2 separate regions of the Homo sapiens genome follow, and region 2 is linked to region 1. A link is an interaction called in ENCODE POLR2A ChIA-PET data of the cell type or tissue named here. Cell type or tissue: A673. All regions are shown on one strand. Each heading gives the region's core, and the rest is flanking DNA. Links, peaks and the distances in the headings are about the cores only.

Evidence for each region. Peaks named below come from ENCODE experiments on the same cell type or tissue, not always from the same donor. Only the 100,000 strongest peaks of a DNase experiment are listed, where the experiment ranks them.
Region 2: POLR2A ChIA-PET joins it to region 1 with 16 read pairs; 2 of 35 experiments call an interaction of 5 or more read pairs at or near these places.

Annotation. Positions count from the first base shown.
Region 1 is chr11:69,929,811-69,939,956 of GRCh38, forward strand. No RefSeq gene overlaps it. Among named protein-coding and RNA genes, the nearest start is that of FGF3, 120 kb to the left of the region's middle. RefSeq lists an enhancer at 2,303-3,279. In A673, for the core only: no CTCF peak of the experiment used is centred there; a DNase peak (open chromatin) is centred at 5,501.
Region 2 is chr11:69,761,883-69,772,028 of GRCh38, forward strand. FGF4 (fibroblast growth factor 4) reads right to left here. Exons shown (of 3, transcript NM_002007.4): 3 at 9,140-10,146. Among named protein-coding and RNA genes, the nearest start is that of FGF4, 8.4 kb to the right of the region's middle. RefSeq lists enhancers at 2,377-3,377, 9,572-10,146, 9,741-9,910. In A673, for the core only: no CTCF peak of the experiment used is centred there; no DNase peak of the experiment used is centred there; H3K27me3 peaks cover 1,569 bases.

The DNA.
Region 1 (10,146 bases), core at 1,471-9,470:
ACCCCTGCTTTCTCTGATCCAAGGTCACCCAGCCAGGAAGGGACAGTCCTGAGGTTGGACCTAGGTAGCCTATCCCTAGAGCCCCCTTTTGCAGAGGAGACAAATGAGACTCAGAATGGTCAAAGGCATATTCCCAGGGTACCAGCTGGTAGTTCTGGGGGTGCAGGATTTGAACCCCTGGCTCCAGTGCCTCCAAAGCTCATGCTCCGTGACCACTTTGCTGTTCTGCGAAGGAGGGAGCCAGGAGGAGCAGCGTGAACCTGCACAGAGGCCCCAGTGTGCCCACTGAGGGGAGTCTCAGAGTGGAGGCAGCCCCTTCCCACCCTCCTCTGGGCCAGCCTGGGTTCTCATTGGGGACAATCGTACTCCAAGCTGGGATGGGGGTGGGGGTTCCAGAGAGCCCTCTCCAGTGACAGCCCCATCAGCAGTGGCCTCACCTTACCTGCAGCACACACAGCCCTTCGCCCAAGGCCAGCAGGCCCTTCCCTTCAGGCACTCTGGCAGGCAACCAGCCAGCACAGGCCGAGTCCCAGGCCAGTGTCTTCCTGAGTCCATGGGCTGGCCAGAAGAGATGAGGACTTACCTGGCCATCTTGGCCACCAAACTCCCAGGGACCCCGGCCCCTCATCCCCATCAACATTCTCCTTATTGCCCTTCTCAGACACCAGCTGCGACCAGCTTAAACAACAACGGCATTTTTCAGATGCCAACTTGGCAGCCTGTGGGCCTCTCAGGAGCCTAGATCCAGGTCCCCCGGCAGGAGTCTCCCTGACCTCTAGTCTCGGCTTCTCTCTGTAGGCCACCACCGCCTCCACGGTGGCAGCTGCACACACACCTGCCTCGGGCTCATGGCACTGCGGTCTCCTCTTCCCTGACATCCCCCAGACCCCTGCAGGCCTCGGCTCCAGCGCCAGCTCTGAAAAGCCCCTGGGATACAGCCCCTTCCCCCAGGAGCCCCCTGGTCCTCCTGCATAGCCCCATCCTATTATCCATCTATTTGCTGCTGTCTCCCCCAACCTTGCCCCTGCCACATGGGAGCCTTCCAAGGGCAGAGACCCTGTGCATCAGAGGCCCTGATGCCCACAGCGCCTCGTCCCAGCACCGAGGGGCAGGGGATTGGCGTGCACTGCATGGTCTGGAAGAGCAAACCCGCCATGACTTTATGACCCTTGTTATCACCTCCTTCTGTGGTCCAAAGCCCTGGAGCAGGGATCTGCGCACACTACAGACAGAGCCAGGCCTCACCTGCCCAGTGGTTAGGGTGGGGTGGGGAGGTGGGGCCGCAGGAGGGAACACTCTGGGTTCCCTCCTCCTCCTCCCTGGGTGTGGCCTACCCCCACCCCCCAACCCTGGCCCCTGCACGGGGCTATCTTGGGCCACCCAGTGCAGGTGGCTGAGCCTCTGGCGATGGCTTGTGACTGGCCTGGGGCTCATCAAATGCCCGTTGCATGAAGCCTGCCTGGCTTCATGCATTGTTTTATGTGCATCTCAGGACTGGGGCAGCTGCCTGGGACAGAGATGCCTGCCAGGTCCCAGCCGCTGGGAATGGGGCTGTCTGACTCTCCTGCAGTCCCTGCTTCCTCTGGTCCTGGCATTCAGCAGGAAGGAGGCTCAGGGATCAGTGCCCAGGCAGAGCAGGGTCTCCAGGGTCCCAAGGACATGGGCCAACTAAGGTAGCCCAGGACATGGTCCCTGGAGTCGCCCTTCCTTGTGGCCCAGTATCCCCGGTCACTGCCATGTCCTCTGGGAGCCCATCTGACAGCCCTAGCCGCAGCCTTCCTGTCCTGCTCCCTGTCCCTGGATGAAGGACTTGACCCCAGTTAGTCAAGTCCTTCATCCTTGACTTCCAGACCAGTTGTGCTCTCAGCTGGCACACCTGGCCTGAGCCGTGGGGCCCTCTGCCCACAATGCCCCCCACCCATCTGCACAGGGTGGGATCCTAGGGATCAAGGTCACCTGGTGGAGATGCCCCCTCCCCATCCACCTCTTGGCTTCTCACGTCACAACTCCATGTGTGTTTAGGGCCTCACTCACTTGTGGAAAGGACCCTGATGAGGCTGTGGTGGCCAGGTCCCTCCTCTCCCAAGTGGCTTGAAGTCCAAGTGACTGGGGTGCCCACTGGGGTCCCCCCCATTTCCATCTGATTCTATTTCCTAGAAGAAACAATGTGCACGACAGCCAAAGAAGACAAACAACCACAAAATCAGAAATGTGTTGTTTCTGCTGGATTTTTTCTTCTCTTAGAATTTTAGGGGAAGGAGGGCTACCGGCCACCGGTCTCCCCAGGTGAGCACCCTGGGTCCAGGCACCTTGTCCAGGCCATATCAGAGCCAGCCAGACCCTCCAGTGGCTTTCCCAGCAGCAGACTGCTGCTCCCTAGCCTCTGCCAGCAGGGCCAGCGGGGGTCCTGGCCCTTCGAGGCTCTTTCAGTAACATTTGCCTGCAGCTCTTAGAGCCCCATTCCTTTCTCTCTCATGTAAGATCTTGTTGAGGTCTGATCTGGGGTTTTAGGGCAGAGTTGAGAGACTGAATCAACATTTCAACCTGTCTTCAGTTTTGTAACTTCACCTGATCCCTGTGATCCTGGGAAGGGGTGTTTAAGGCAATAAATGGCAAAATGCAAGCCATGCAATTTGATCCCAAAGCCCTGCTGACTCTAAGCAGCTCTTCAACTCATTCCTCCACGGTACACCCCTCCCAGCCCCAGCTTCTCTACCTCCCAGGCCGCTGCAGCCAGGCCGGTGCCCGCCACCTGCATTCCCACCCCTTCCAGTCCATTCTCCACCTGCAGCTGGAAGCATTAGGGCCTCGCCTGGGCCTGCCAAGGGCTGGATGCAAAGACAGGCTCTGACAGAGAAGAGGATTTTGGGGGAGGAAGCAGGAGAACATGAAAGAGGCTTCAGGCCACAATGAAGAGGCGACCCGCATGGAAGGAGAGAAGGAAGGAAACAGAAGTGGACAGGAGGAGTCTCAAACTGCAGTGCTGTTCCACTAAGGTTCAGCCCTGCTGACTCTTTCAAGGGGGAAAAAAAAGCAGCTAAACTGGCTGAAGTAATCAAGAGGAAAAGGGGATAAATGCATACACAGGCATACACAGAGTAAGAGAATACAAATAGAGAGATAGCAACAGACACAGAGAGATAAGAGCATCACAAGAGAATGCTTTGATCGGCTCTATGCAAATAAGTTTGTAAACTCAGATGAAACCAGTTCTTCCTGGAAAAAAAAAGAAGTAAGTCATAAAACTTAACTCTAGAAGAGACAGAAAAAAGAACAACTCCATCACCATTAAAAAAAAAAAAAAGTTCTTAATCCCCCTATCCCAGGCCGAAACATCACCAGGCCAGTAATTTCACATGGGAGTTCCATTGTCATTTGAGAGAACAGGAGATTTTAATACCATGTAAGCTGTTTCAAGGCATGGAAAAAGTAGAAGAGTTTCAAAAGTCTTTAGAAAAAGCTAGTGTAACACTGATACCAAATTCAATAAAGAGAGGACAAAAAGTTTTAAAAGGACCAACCAATCTCTTAAGAAAATTACAAATTTCTAAAATAAAATATTACTAAATACTACAGAGTGATCGATAGATGTAGGAAAAGCATTGAACATAATCTAACATGCTTTCATGATAAGATATTCAGAATCAATAAACCAGGAGCAGAAGAGAACTTCCTCAACCTGATAAGAGCCATCTATGAAATTCGTATCTAACATCGTACTTAATGAAAAAAGAACAAACGCCTTCCTCCTAAAATCAAGAACAAGACAAGGATGTCTGCTCTCACCCTTCCATTCAACATTGTACTGGAAGTTCTAGCCAGGGCGATTAGGCAAGACAATGAAATAAAAGACATCCAGATTGGAAAGGAAGTAAAAACTGTCTGTATTTGCAGATGACATGATCTTTTATGCAGAAAATCCTAAGAAACCCACTGAAAAAACTCTTCAAACTAATAAATGAGTCCATCAATGTAGCTGGAAGCAAGATCAATGTACAAAAATTAATTGTATTTCTACACACTGGCAGTGAACTATCTATCTAAAAATAACATTAAAAAAATCCCAGCATGTGAGGCAAGGTATAGGCAAATTAGCTTGATTTAGCCATTCCACAATGTATCCATATTTCAAAACATCTTGTTGTGTACCATAAATATACACAATTTTGTTTGTCAACTTACACAATAATAAAAAAATCCAATGGAAAAAAAGAAAAAGAAAACAACCCCATTTGTAATAGCAGCAAAAAGAATAAAACACTCAAGAATAAACTTAAACAAATACAGTACTTGTACATTAAAAACTGCAAAACATTATTGAAATGAAAGAAATAAAAGATTACAATGAATGAAAAGATATTGCTTGTTCCTGCTCATAAAATATCATTGCTGAGAAGGCGATACTCCTCAAATTGATCTTCAAATTCAAAGCAATCTCTATCAAAATCCAAGTTGAGTTTTTTGTTGTTGCAGAAATTGCCAAGGTGATCTTTTCTTTCTTTCTTTCTTTCTTTCTTTTTTTTTTTTTTTTGAGACAGAGTTTCACTCTGTCACCCAGGCTGAATTACAGTGGCATGATCTCAGCTCACTGCAACCTCCACCACCCGGGTTCAAGCGATTATCCTGCTTCAGCCTCCCGAGTAGCTGGGATTACAGGTACCTGCCACCACACCCAGCTAATTTTTGTATTTTTAGTAGAGATGGAGTTTCACCATGTTGGCCAGGCTGGTCTCGAACTCCTGACCTCATGTGATCCATCCACCTCGGCCTCCCAAAGTGCTGGGATTACAGGCGTGAGCCACTGCACCCGGCCATGATTCTAATAGTCATATGGACCCAGAGTAACCAAAGTGATCTTGAAAAAGAAAATGTTGGGGGGCCACACTTCCAACGGTTCCCTCTCCACAGGGGACAGATATAGCAGTGGGGTTGGCCAGGTGCTGGATGATGCCCACAGTTAACAGGACAAAGGAGGACGCATTGATTCTGGAATGGGGAATCTATTCCCACACAAGGCAGCAAGCCCAGGGCTGACTGTGAGGACTTGACTAGAACATTGAACTTGCTACAAGCTGCAGTAACCAAGACTGGCACCGGCATGAAGATGGACATAGAGGAATAGAACAAAATAGAGTCAGAAATAAACCCTCAGATTGACAGCCAGTTGATTTCTGACAAGGGCACCAAGGCCGTTCGTCAAGCAGGTGGGAGCTGTTGTTCGTCACCAGGTGCAGAGGTCGGAGCGCTGCTGCTGGCTGCATCTTGGTATCAGAGTCACCAAGAAAATCACAAGGCAGTCAGGCACTGGAGGGAAAACATTTCACTCACATGGAAAAGGGATGGAACAAGACCGGTCAGTGGTAGGCATTGGCCCCTCGTGGCCCAGTGGGTCCCTCTCAGCAGCCAATGCAGGGCAGTCGGCCTGCAGGCACCTTTCTTGTGCTGGGGTAGAAGGACCTGGTTCCCTCTCCACAGGGGACAGAAGGGGTTGGCCAGGTGCCAGATGATTCACACAGTTAGCAGGACAAAGGAGGACGCATTGATTCTGGAATGAGGAATCTATTCCCACACAAGCGGCAAGGCCAGCGCTGACTGTGAGGACTCGACTACTTGATGAGAAAGTGTGCCAGGCCCACAGCCCTTTCTTAGGTGGCTGGGCCTGGTCAGACTGCATGCAGAGACTGCCTTCCTGACACGATGTAATGAGGGAGGGACGGCTCTCCAACAAATGATGCTCAACAATCGGACATCCACGTGCAAAAGAAGGAAGCTGGACCCCTTCCTTAGATCACAGACCTAAATATAAAGGTTGAAATTACAAAACTCCTATAAGAAAATCTAAGAGTAGGCTAGGCGGGGTGGCCACGCCTGTAATCCCAGCACTTTGGGAGGATCACTTGAGGTCAGGAGTTCGAGACCAGCCTGGGCAACATGGTGAAACCCTGTCTCTACTAAAAATACAAAAATTAGCCAGGCGTGGTGGCGCATACCTGTAATCCCAGCTACTCTGGAGGCTGAGGCACAAGAATTGCTTGAATTCGGGAGGTGGAGTTTGCAGTGAGCTGAGATCATGCCACTGCATTCCAGCCTGGGTGACAGAGCAAGACTCTGTGTCAAAAAAGAAAGAGAAAGAAAGAAAGAAAGAAAGAAAGAAGGAAGGAAGGAAGGAAGGAAGGAAGGAAGGAAGGAAGGAAGCAAGGAAGGAAGGAAAGAAAGAAAGAAAAAGAAAGAAAGAAAGAAAGAAAGAAAGAAAAGAAAGAAAGAAAGAAAGAGGGAGGGAGAAAGAAAGAGAGAAGAAAGAAAGAGAAAGAAAGAAAGAGAGAAAGAAAAGAAAGAAAGGAGGAAGGAAGAAAGAGAAAGAAAAGAAAGAAAAAAAGAGAAAGAAAGGGAAAATCTAAGAGTAAATCTTGATCTAGGAAAGCCTTCTTAGATACAACAGCAAAAGCACAAGTAGGAAAACACAAACAGATAAATTGGACTTCATCAAAATTAAAAACTTTTGTGCTGCAAACAATATCATCAAGAAAGTGAAAACACACCCTACAGAGTGGGAGAACAAAATGTTAAGTCATATATCTGATAAGGGAGTCATTTCTAGAATATACAAAGATCTCTTACACCTCAACAATAAAAAGATAAATCATCCAACCTAGAAATGGGCAATTGAAGAGACATTATATTTGAATAGACATTTCTCCTAAGAAGATATACAAAATGCCAGTAAGCACATTATAGATGTCTAACATCATGAGTTTTTACAGAAATGCAAGTCAAAACCGCAATGAGATGATACCACTTCACACCCACTAGGATGGCTTAAATTAAAAAGACAGACAATAGCAAGTGTTGGCAAAGATGTAGAGATATTAGAACCCCCATTCATTGCTGGTGGGAATGGAAAATGATGCAGCCACTTTTTAAAACAGTTTGGCAATTCCTCAAAATGGTAAATGTAGAGTTACTATATGATCCAATAATTTTGATACCCAAGAGAAATGAAAACATATGACTACACAAAAACCTTTACATGAATATGCATAACAGCATTATTCATAATACTCCAAAAGCAGAAACAACCCAGATGTCTGTCAACTAATAAAGTGGAATATTATTCAGCCATGAAAAAAGCTGGAGTACTGATGACACGTTGCAACACGGATGAAGCTCAAAATCACTGGCTAAGCAAAAAGAAGCCAGTTACTGAAGAGCACAAATGGTGTAATTCCCTTTATTGCAGAATAGGCAAATCTGTAGAGGCAGAAAATAGATTGCATAAATGATTGCCTAGGGGTAGAGAAAGGGGAAGATGGGGAGTGACTATAAGGGCTATGGGGTGTGTTTTTGGGGTGATGAAATTGCCTAAAATTAGACTTTGGTCACTTTCTACAACTCTGTGAATGTGTACTTTAAATGGGTTAATTTTATAATATTTAAGTTATCACTCAATAAAGCCATAGAAAGAAAAGGAAAAAAAGGGTCAATTTTTCATATATATATATATATATATAAAATCCATGACACAAAAATGGATAAATTTGACTATACAAAAATTGTCATATATTAATGGCAAGGGATTCTGCAATGTCAAAAGAAAATAACTATATAAAATACAAGCCACTCGTAGCATAGATTGAGGGCTAATTTCTCTAATGAATAAGAGCTTTTATGAATTGATGAAACCAAGCGCCAGTGAATCTGGGGTAGGTTATGCAGCACTCACAAAACAGCCCGCAAATTGCAGTGGCTTAGAACTGCAAGGGTTTTTTCTGGCTTGGGGTACGTGTCTGTCTAGGGTTTGTGGACATTCTCTGCTCGTCAGGTACTCAGGGACCCCATCAAACGTTGCCAGTCCACCACACCAGGTAGAAAAGAAAGAGCTCCAAGGGCCTCCAACCGTCCATTAAATGTTCAACCTGGTAGTGAAACATTTGTAGTTACCCCATGTATATCTGTATCCCTAGGCAGCAAAGTTAATTGCAAACTTTTGAATTGTATATACATGGAAATATACCATGTGCTTTCTTCTTATTTTATTTCTTTTGAGACAAAGTCTTGCCCTGTTGCCCAGGCTGGAGTGCAGTGGCACCCTCAGCACACTGGAGTCTCCGCCTCCCAGGTTCAAGCGATTCTCCTGCCTCAGCCTCCTGAGTAGCTGGGACTACAGGTGCATGTCACCACACCTGGCTAATTTTTGTATTTTTAGTAGAGATGGGGTTTCACCATGTTGGCCAGGCTGGTCTCGAACTCCTGACTTCAGGTGATCCACCGGCCTTGGCCTCCCAAAGTGCTGGGATTACAGGCATGAACCACCATGCCCGGCCTACCAAGTGTTTTTTTCTGTTGTTTAGTTTTTTGTTTTGCTTTGTTTAACCTAACCCCCTGTTACCGACATTCATTCCAGTTGTGGCTGCACCAGTAATTCACTCATCGTCCTGGCTGCATAGTACCCCCAACGGCATGACCACGGCTGTGTATCCAGCCTTCTCCCACTTGGTTAATCCCAAGATTTTGCTGTTACAAGCAGAGAACAGCCTTGCCATGACAGCGTGCTCCGGGGACTCACTGGGTCGCAGCCCACGTGGCTACTTACAGCCCAGTGGTACCTATTTGTCTTCCAAAGTGTGATTCCAATGGACCCAGATCCCTCCACCCCGCTCTGCAGGTAGGATCTCCAGGTGCTTCCCAGCACTATTGTCAGGCATTGATAAAGGCAGACTCGTGACCTTTCAGCCGTCTTTTTGGTCCGTCTTTTTGGTACAAAATGGAATGCCTTTGTCGTGTGAATTCGCCTCCCCTAATTACTAATGAGCATTTCACCTGCTGACCGGCCACCCAGGCGTACCCTTCTCAGAGATCCCTGGTCACCTTCTTCTGTTCCCCTTTTCTATTAAATTGCTTTTCTTTTTTTTTTTTTTTTCTGAGACAGAGTCTCGCTCTGTCGCCCAGCCTGGAGTGCAGTGGCATGATCTCGGCTCACTGCAACCTCTGCCTCCCAGGTTGAAATGATTCTCCTGCCTCAGCCTCCCAAGCAGCTGGGATTACAGGCAAGCGCCATCACACCTGGCTAATTTTTGTATTTTTAGTAGAGACGGGGTTTCACCATGTTGGTCAGGCTGGTCTCAAACTCCTGACCTCGTGATCCGCCCGCTTCGGCCTCCCAAAGTGCTGGGATTACAGGCGTGAGCCACCGCGCCCGGCCTTAAATTGCTCTTTTATATCTTTTGAATTTCAAGCATGGGCACTACCTATTCAAAAACAAATGTAAAACACTGAATATATTATGGAGCTAATTGGACGTTAGAGTCCCCCATGGGGTGGGGTGGGTGATGTCATCATGCTGTGGCGTTCCCTAGGGACCTGGTCTCCACCCGGCCTCTGTCCTATCTCTGCTTTATTTTAACTTTCAAGGATGGATGTGACTTTCAGATGACTGATGGTTTCAGATTTTTTTGCTCCTTTTTTTTTTTTTTTGACATTATCCCCGGATCTTTTCAAAATAGTAATGACAGTAAAACAACAGAAAAGAACCATGTCAGAATTCTGATCACCATCATTATTAAACACACACATTCCTTTTCCTTCAACCAATACGGAGCACCTCCTATGTGCCAGGCCCCGATTTAAAGACTGCACATAAGGATATTCCTGAGCTTTTGCTTCTTTTTCTGAGCTACCTTAAGCATCCCTCAACACACACATTTCCCAGGGAGGCAGTGGCAGCTCAGAGCTCAAAGCCGTAGAGGTTCTCAGGGCCTAGAGCCCGCGGAGGCGGAACCTCAAAGCCGTGTTCATGGACTCAGGGAATTTTCAGGCTCTGCAGAGACAGTCAGACTCCCCGGCCCAAGCACCCAGGGTGTGCTGAAAGTTTAGATGTCACGTCCCTAAAACGTCAGCCTGTCTGTTTCCAGCCCACGCCGCCCCAGGCTGGACTTTGGGAAGTTCTGAACAGCCCCAGCTTCGCTGCATTCCCCAACTCCCTGCAACCCAGCGTAAACAACTCTGCACTCAGCCGCTTGGAGAGGTTGCTAGGATATTATCGCTTTGGGAAATGCAGGAACCAAGTTTGGAGAGGCTGCACAGCAGAGGGAGGGGACACAGCTGCAAAGCGCCCATCCTCCAGCCAGGCCCTCTGGGGGTTCGCCGGAC
Region 2 (10,146 bases), core at 1,049-9,048, 170 kb before region 1:
CCAGGCATGGTGGTGGGCACCTGTAATCCCAGATACTCAGGAGGCTGAGGCAGAGAATATCTTGAACCTGGGAGGTGGAGATTGCATTGAACTGAGATCATGCCACTGCACTCCAGCCTGGGCAATTGAGCGAGATTCCATCTTAAAAAAAAAAAGGACCCCAGAGAGCCCCCTTGCCCCTTTGTCATTTGGGGACACAGGGAGAAGCTGGCAATCTGCAGTCTGGAAGAAGGCTAATAGGGTTTGGATCTGTGTCCCCACCCGAATCTCATGTCCAATTGTAATCCCGACTGTTGGAGGGTGATAGAGTAAGACTCCGTCTCAAAAAAAAAACAAAAAGGCACCAACCTCCTGAGCCGGTGTTGTTCTGCTTCCCATCGGCCAACCGGATGTGGCTGCTACGTGTGCTGGGTCACTGACTGGATGGCTGGAACTGGCTTGGGGTCTCCTCTTTGGCTGGGGCCAGAGCATGGATCAGATGCTCACCAGTGGGCGTGCACACCTGAGGACATCAGGAAAGGCACGGAGCAGCTCCCAGGTGCCCAGCAGCACACTGGGGATCTATATCTATATAGGTGGTGAACCAAATGGGCCCAGCCCCTGCCTGCAAAGATTCCAGTCCTGGGGAGGGAGGGAAAGCAAGCCCCAACAGGTGCGTAACTCACAAGTCAATTACTCTGTGTAGGGGTTAGGAAGGGCTGCGGGGTGTGGTTTGTTTCCCAGGATGGTGTCTTCACCCCCCAGCTGCTGATGGCTTGGAGCTTCCCTGCTCCTGAAAGGGACCACATTGCCTGGAAAGGCCTGGAGGGTCCACTCTCCCCGATCCCCAGGGCAGCCTGCAGCCAGGGACTGATTGACAAGGGGGTACAGATGCTCAGCCCCTTGCCCCAAGGTGGGACAGCTCTAGGATGCTGTTGGTACCCCAGAGCACCCCGGGGAGTGAGGAATCAGGCCAGACCAGGCTGAGTTGTGATTGCCGCTTCTTTGGCCTGTCCTGCTGCTCTCCTTTCCTTGCCAGTTCTTCCTGGGAGCTCCTCCCTTGACAAACTCTTTGCTCAGGGATCCCAGTCTTGGGTTTTGTTGCTGGGGAACCTAACCTAGGATGCCAGAGAGTATGTGATAAGACAACGCATGGCCCAGTGTGGGCTGGGAGTGGCCAGAGAAGGCTCTGGGGACATGACAGCACTAGCTGGCTGGAATAAGCACCTACTGTATGCCAGGCCCTTTATCTTCCAAATGCCTCACTTCTTTCATCCTTAGAGTAAAGGACCTTTGAATCATGACTTTAATAATGAATCTGAGTAACTGGTGTGTGGGCTGATGGGTGTCTTCCCAATGTCCTGTCTCCCTAGAGCCCGTGAATGGAACCTCATTTGGAAATAGGGGCTTGGCAGAGGCAATGAAAGCTAAGATGAGGTCCTGCTGGAATTCTGGGACGAGGCTAAATCCAGTGACTGGTGTCCTCATAAGAAGAGGGAAATCTGGACACACAGACACACAGAGGAGAAGGCCATGTGGTGATGGAGGCAGAATCGAGTGATGCAGCTGCAAGCCAAGGAATGCTGGCAGCCAGCAGCAGCCAGAAGAGGCAAGGAAGGACCACCCCCCAGAGCCTTCTGAGGGAGCAGGGCCCTGCTGACACCTTGATTTCTGCCTTCTGCCCTCCAGAACTGCAAGACAATACATTTCTGTTGTTTAAGGCTGCCTGGTTTGTGGTCATTTGTCACAGCTGCCCTGGGAAAACCAGCTGGGTGAAGTGCAGGGGTGGGGAAGATCCTTCCAGGCAGGAGGTTGGTGTGTGCAAAGGCCCTGTGGCCAAGCGGATGGTACCTGTGTGCTCTGAGAGAACGTCAATGTGCCGGGAGCCGGCCGAGCACAGGGATGTGGGGAGGGAGCTGGCAGGATGGGCACCGGGAAGGGCAAATGGAGCCTCTGCAGCGGATGAAAGATGACCACACATTCCGTGCTAGTCCTCCCACTGTGAGCAGAGGCCTGTTTTCTCCCCTTGAATCAGAGCTGGTCTGATTTCATGACCAATGGCAGGAATGAGGTTCTGGAACTTTCTGGGCCTGGCCCTAAGAAGCCTTGGGCGTCCTGGAGCCCTCTGAGCCGCCTCGTAAGGCCTCCAGCCCCAGGAGAGGCTCCCATGCTGGAGAGACCCTGTGTGGGTGCTCTGGCCGATGCCCAGCTGAGCCCAGCCCTCCAGCCTTGCCCATCAGGGTGCCGGCCTCAGACCCCCAGATGAGCCCATCCAATGCCAAGATCTTCAAAGCCATAAAAAGCAGAAAAATCACCCAGCCAGACCCTGTCCACATCCCTGACCTGCCACACTGGGAGTTATAAGATGGTGGCGGTTTTGTCACTGTTTGGGGCAGCTCATTAGGCAGTAGTGAGTGATCAGAACGGCCTGGCTGACGGCTGTGATCTCAGTCTAAGAGCGTCGCAGGGCTGTGGAAAGCATCCCAGCCCAGGGAGCAGGATGGAGCTTGCACGGTGAGAAGGCCCCTAGAGAAGGGCCTGTCAGGGTAGAGGAAGAAGTTGGGGGGGCCAGTCAAGGGGCTGCTGCAGCCACCCAGGTCCAGGGAGAGGCGGCCTGCACAGAGGTCCTGTGCAGATGGAGAGGTCTTTAGACTGCAGAGTCGATGAGGTGAAACCAACTAGATGGAGTGAGAGGCTGCTGGGGGAGGGGTGGGTGGGGGGAAGGGCTTGCCTTGTCCTCCTGGACGGAAGAAAGGACAGGCTGGGGATGGCTGTGATTGGGTGTGGACCCACGGAGGCTGAGGAACCCTGGCAGCCTCCCAGTGGGGAAGATCTGAGACCCAGCAGAGGAGTCTTGCTGGGGGCAGGGGTGGGCGTGAAAATGATGTTGTGTTGCCTAGCAAGGGTGTTCCAGTCCCTGGGTCTCCTGGGCAGTTTGATTCATTACAGGGGCCCCAGTTCTTCTAGCTCGATCCAGGACCCCTCCTACATGGGGTCCTGGGGGAGGGTGGGTCTGTGCTGGGTTGCTGTCCCCCTTCCCCACCACAGGACATGGACCAGCACGGATGTCACTTTCCTCAATCACAGCTCACTGCAGCCTTGAACTCCCAGGCTTAAAGGATCCTCTCACCTCAGCCTCCCAAGTAGCTAGGACTACAGGTATGCACCACCACACCCAGCTAATTTTTAAATTTTTTTGTAGAGATGGGGTCTCACTATGCTGCCCAGCCTAGCCTTGAACTCCTGGGCTCAAGTGATCCTCCCACCTTGTCCTCCCAAAGTGTTGTAATTACAGGCCTGAGCCACTGTGTCCAGCCTCCCTCCTTCCTTTCATAAGAAGCATATAGAATTTGAATGATGGGCTGGGCGCGGTGGCTCACGCCTGTAATCCTAGCACTTTGGGAGGCTGAGGCGGGTGGGTGGATCACCTGAGGTCGGGAGTTTGCGACCAGCCAAACCAACATGGAGAAACCCTGTCTCTACTAAAACTACAAAATTAGCTGGGCCTGGTGGTGGGCGCCTGTAGTCCCAGCTACTCAGGAGACTGAGGCAGGAGAATCGCTTGAACCCGGGAGGCGAGGTTGCGGTGAGCAGAGATGGCGCCATTGCACTCCAGCCTGGGCAACAAGAGTGAAACTCCGTCTCAAAAAAGAAAAAAAAAAAAAGAGAAAGAAAGAAAGAAAGAAAGAACTTGAATGATGAATTGAGGACACTTAAAATTATTCACATTGAAGAAACACTCTGAGCTCATGAGCCCTTGATCTTATTTTAATGTAGACCAGAGTAAGCCAGTGCAGGCTGCATTTGAGAGGAGCAGTCTTCCTAAAGGGCTGTCTTTTTTTTTGAGACTGAGTCTTGCTCTGTCATGCCCGGCCAGTTTGTATGTACGTTTGTATGTTTTAAATCATGCACTATTCTGAGTGGAGTGATGGAATCCTGTGCCGCCCAGGCTCTGTCCCACCCGGGACGGAATCGTGCCTGTGTCCAGCGTCTCCACACTGTAGACGGTCCTGCTTATGAGTCAGTAGTTCAAGTCACCCGGATTTTACTTGATAATGATCCCAAAATAGGAGTAGTGATGCTGACATATTGTTATAATTGAATTTGATAGTTACTGTTAATCTCTTACTGTGCCTAATTTAGAAATTAAACTTCATTATAGGTATGTATAGGAAAAAAAAAAGAGTGTATACAGCCGGCGCTCATATCTGTGGGTTTTGCATCCCTCAGATTGAAAACATTTGGAGGGCCAGGTGCAGTGGATCATGCCTGTAATTCCAGCACTTTGGGAGGCTGAGGTGGGTGGATCACCAGAGGTCAGGGGTTCGAGACCACCCTGGACAACATGGAGAAACCCCATCTCTACTGAAAATACAAAAATCAGCTGGGCCTGGTGGTGGGCGCCTGTAGTCCCAGCTACTCAGGAGGCTGAGGCAGGAGAATCTCTTGAACCTGGGAGGCAGAGGTTGCAGTGAGGCAGAGGTGCTGTTGTGCCAGGCAACAGCGAGACTCTGACAAAAAAAAAAAAGAAAAAAAAAAAAGAAAAAAGTAAGGAAAGAAGGAAGGAAGGAGAAAGAGAAAGAAAGAAAGAAAGAAAGAAAAAGAAAGAAAAGAAAGAAAGAAAGAAAGAAAGAAAGAAAGAAAGAAAGAAAGAAAGAAAGAGAAAGAAAGAAAGAAGGAAAGAGAGAGAGAGGCTGGGCGCAGTGGCTCACACCTGTAATCCCAGCACTTTGGGAGGCTGAGGCAGGCGGATCACGAGGTCAGGAGATCGAGACCATCCTGGCTAACACGGTGAAACCCTAGTCTTTACTAAAAATACAAAAAATTAGCCGGGCGCGGTGGTGGGCGCCTGTAGTCCCAGCTACTCGTGAGGCTGAGGCAGGAGAATGGCGTGAACCCGGGAGGCGGAGCTTGCAGTGAGCCGAGATCGCGCCACTGCACTCCAGCCTGGGTGACAGCGCAAGACTCCGCCTCAAAAAAAAAAAAGAAAGAAAGAAAGAAAGAAAGTAAAAGAAAGAAAAAAGAAAAGAGGCCGGGCATTGGGGCTTATGCCTGTAATCCCAGCACTTTGGGAGGCCAAGGCGTGGATCACAAGGTCAGGAGATCAAAACCATCCTGGCTAGCACAGTGAAACCCTGTCTCTACTAAAAATACAAAAAAGTTAGTCAGGCATGGTGGTGGGCACCTGTAGTCCCAGCTGCTCGGGAGGCTGAGGCAGGAGAATGGCGTGAACCCGGGAGGAGGAGCTTTCAGTGAGCCGAGTTCGTGCCACTGCACTCCAGCCTGGGCAACAGAGCAAGACTCCGTCTCAAAAAAAAAAAAAAAAAAAAAAAAAAAAGAAAACGTTTGGGAAAAAAGCTGGGTCTGTATTGAACATGTACAGATTATTTTTCCTTGTAATTATTCCCTAAACAGCACAGTATGACAACTATTTACATAGCATTTACATTGTATTAGGTATTGTAAGTAATCTAGAGATGATTTAGAGGACATGGGAGGACGTGCGTAGGTTATTTGCAAATACCATGCCATTTCATATCGGGCACTTGAGCATTCCCAGATTTTGGTATCCAGGGGAGGTCCTGGAACCAGTCCCCTCAGATACCAAGGGATGCCTGTATAGGGTTCAGTACTATCTGCAGTTTCAGGCATCCAGTGGGGTTTTGGAACCTGTCCCCTGTGGATAAGGAGGGACTACTGTATTACTGTCATTCCCTTAAAAGATTTAATTATGGTCTTAATGTCCCAGTCTTTTCTATCTTCCCGTTAATGGGATGATTTTCTAGCCCAGTGCTAGGGGCCACCGTCATGCCGAGAAAAGGCCCTTCCTTAGGGTGTGGCCAGGGTCTTCCCTTGAGAGGCTGAGTCTGGTGGAACCAGCACAGGGCCACTCACTGTGTTTCTGAAGACAGCCCATTAGGGGGCTGGGTGTGGTGGCTCACACCTGTAATCCCAGCACTTTGGGAGGCCAAAGCGGGAGAATCACTTGAGGTCTAGAATTCTAGACCAGCCAGGCCAACATGGTGAAACCCCGTCTCTACTAAAAATACAAAAATTAGCTGGGTGTGGTGGCATGCGCCTGTAGTCCCAGCTACTCGAGAGGCTGAGGCAGGAGAATCATAGCTTGAATCCAGGAGGCTGAGGTTGCAGTGAGCCAAGATCACACCACTGCACTCCAGCCTGGCAACAGAGCATGACTCCATCTCAAAAAAAAACCGAAAAACAAAAAACAAAAAACGTACAAACTGTGTATCCCCTGGAATTTAATATTTTGAGACCGAGGGTGACTACAGGTAACCGAACTATGGAAAGTGAAACTTTGGATAAGTAGGGTGTAATCTAACAGACGACAGTCACTGCTTACTGTGACAGGCACTTTACATGCATCGTCTTCTCCAGCCTCACTCCAGACACAGGTGGTGGGAATCATGAGGAGAGGTGAGGCGGGGTCCCCTGGCTCACCCACGGTCATTCAGCAAGGAAGCTGTGGGTCACCCACCTACGAAGCTGTGGGGCTGGCCCCAAACCCTGCACTCATCCACGAAGATGTTGGTCCCCTAGGCAGCAGGCTGATTCTGAGAAACCCCATCTCCTCTTTTGTTAATTTGACTTTTCACTCCCCACCACACCAGCCTTAAGCAACCTTATACCCAACCTGAATCCCCATAATCGCTTCCTCCTGGGACTCCTCAGCTTCCGACCATCTCATCTCAACCTTCCTCTGCTCCATCCCAGGGCTATGAGATGGCACAAACTCACTGTAAGGAAAAGCCCAGTCCACACCATGGCCTCCAAGGCTCCAGGAGCTGGCCTCTCTGACTCTGCCTCCTCCCTGCCCATCCCACAGTGCCTTAAACATCCCAGGCCTGCTGCCAGCCCCACACCTTCTCATGGGCTGTTCCCTCTGCCTGGACACTGTTCCTCGCACGGCTTCCTCCCTCAGCACCTTGAAGTCTTTGCTTAGACGTCATCACCTTCATAGCAACCCACCCCCACCCCCACCCCCACACCTCCCCATCCTGCTCTCTCTCTGTCTTGGCACCATCCACCTTCCCAGGTGGCCCGTGTTCCTCATTCACTGTCATCTCCCTCATTACGATGAGGCTCTAGGTGAGCAGGGATCCTTGTTTCCTTCGCTAATTGTGCCTGGCACAAAGGAGGCACTCAACAAGTATGTTAAGTGAATGAGTGACTTTTTAATCTCTCTTGGGACCTGTCCTTGACTCCCCATTGTCCCCCTATGCTAGGAGCTGGAAAGCCAAGACGAAAGCTCAGTTCAGCTGATCGATTTTGCCAACGATGGGTACATTTCCACCCCAGAAGCTGGATGAGCCATTCCTTGTTTGGCCAGGACAGATGTGGACAGAGACCTACAGGGTCTGCATGCATGAGGGGTTGCAGATCCAGATGGCTGGATCGTCCGGGTTGCAGTCCCCTCCCCACCCCAGTGTGAAAGGCCGCCGGTGGCAGCAAAGTACCACACACTGTGGGCTTAAACAACAGTAATTGATTATCTCACAGCCCTGGAGGCTACAAGTCCGAGGTCAAGGTGTCCGCACAATTGGTTCCTTCTGAGGCTGGGAGGGAGCCCCTGTCCCAGGCCTCTCACCTAGCTGTTGGGCATTTGCTGGCACCCCTCAGCAGCCCTTGGCTTGTGGAAGCATCACCCATCTGCCTCCATCTTCACGCCGCCTTCTCCCTGTGTCTCTTTACATGGCCTCCTTTGTAGGAGGGCACCAGTCATAGTGGATTAGGGCCCACCCCCAGTAGTCTCATTTTACCCCTATAAAGACCCTATTTCCAAACAAACTCACATACTGAGGTCCTAGGGGTTAGGACTTCAACATATCTTTTGGAAGAGATCTTTTGGACATAATTCACCCTCTAACATCACCTACGTATTTCTTTGTCGTACCTAGATCATGGCTGTCAAGAAATAAGGACAGAAAAGGGCTGGGCTTGGTGGCCTACGCCTGTAATCTCAACACTTTGGGAGGCCGAGGTAGGAGGATCACTTGAGCTCAGAAGTTCAAGACCAGCCTGAGCAATAAAGTGAAAACCCATCTCTATAATGATTTTTTTTTAAGGGTAGAAGAACATAATGCCTTGGAAAGCAAATTACGTACAATTAAGGATTTTCCAACCCTGATTGCCTTTTTGCAAAGCAACTGGATATGTCTTACAGGGAGAGGGGAACCCCAGATTCTAGGTACATTAGGCCAGCATTTAGCTTTCTTAAAAGCAATCCACTGCACTCATGAGTACTTCCTAGGAAAGACTAGTTATAAATACTATAATTGTATATAATTGAACCCAAATTTTCACAAAACAGTTTGCACCCTTACTGTGATTGATACACTCAGATGATTTTAATTCTATAAGATTTAGTTCCATTTCCTCCTTATAAAACAGTAACTGCTGGCCAGGCATGGTGGCTCACGCCTATAATCCCAGCACTTTGGGAGGCCGAGGAGGACAGATCACCTGAGGTTTGAGACCAGCCTGGCCAATATAGAAAAACCCCGTCTCTACTAAAAATACAAAAATTAGCTGGGCATGGTGGCGGATGCCTGTAATTCCAGCTACTTGAGAGGCTGAGGCAGGAGAATCGCTTGAACCCGGGAAGCAGAGGTTGCAGTGAGCTGAGATTGTGCCATTGCACTCCAGCCTGGGCGACAAGAGTGAGACTCCATCTCAAAAAATATAAAAAAATTAGTTAATTAAAAATAAAAGACTAGCTGCAGTTCATTATATTGAGTTCAATACCCATGGATGGTGTCTACTCAGATTTTGAAAAATATTCTCGAGTCTGCCTCCTAATGACCAGCTCTGGAGCTTCACGGCTCCCCCTAGGGAAGTGCAAATTGCTTTAGAGAACAGGAGGCCAATGGGAGGGGCACAGAGTTTAGGGCCAGTTACAGTGCGGGAATGGCGTGAATTAGCCCCATCAGGAGAATGAGAATAAACTGCAAGACTCTGTCATGGCAAAACTTTGTGACACTCACACCCCCCAGGCTCCTGTTTTCAAGGCTACATTTGTGTGGACACAGCTGGCTAAAATTCGTCTCTCCTGCCCCCACCCCAACCCCCAGCCATGTGAGGCTCAGGCCTCAAATAGAAAGACCCCTGGAAGACAGGGGGAGGGAACCAGGTCTTGGCATTTCAAGGCACAATTTTAATAGCTTTTAATTCCTTTCCCAGTTGTGTACATCCAGTCCAGTGGTGTCTTTTTATACACGATAAACGCTTATCATTGTCGGTCAGCATGTCAATGTGCACAGCACATACATCACAACGAGGGTCGGCACCTGTATAAAACTACAGATTCTGAAAACAGTGGCACATACAGGAACCTCGAATCCCCATCACAGCAATATGAAAACAATATTTTAAAGGTACAGTTGTGTTCCTACAGGCATCACACATGATTTGTTGAAGAAATATCTATAAGAAGTGGTCAAGGGTGATCAAACCTAACACATGTTAATTCCTGACAATCTGATTGGGCTCTGAGACAAGAAATCTCATAATAATTTAAGGCATTTAAGACAATCATGGTTTGTTACTAAGTGAATACATTAAAATTCAGAAAGTCGACGGATGATCCCTCCACACCCCCCAACGCCAAACAGCATGGAGACCTACAAACACCATCTTTCCTGAACACTCCTGGAGCCTAGGGTGTGGTTTAAAACTTAAAAACAGTTTAGTGCATGGTAGGAACAGCAGTTTAAGATGTGTGGTCCTGTCTTAGCGGCTTTGCAAGTGTCTTCTTTCTTCCAGGCCTTGGTTAAGAATAGTATTTTAAGTCGATGATTTGCATTCGAACAAAGAGTTTTCAAAAGGAATGTGAAAGACAAAAACTCCAATCAGATTTTCCAGTCTTGCTGTCTGTAGACTCCCATAAAGTTAATTCGGGAGACAGTTCAGAAACATCCTAGGAGAGTATTAAAGTCTTGACGAAACATTCGGAGCATTTCTGGTAGCAAGCTAAGGTCATTTTGTATAAACTCTAAAAAGTCATTCATTAAAATTAAATGTTTGCCATCACCTCGGAACTTTTTTTAAACATCACCGACCCTGCCTCTTCCACGGTTGCTTCAATGACAGGGGTTACATTTGTAAAATATATAAAGAAAAATATAAGGTTACTTGGTGACCATATAG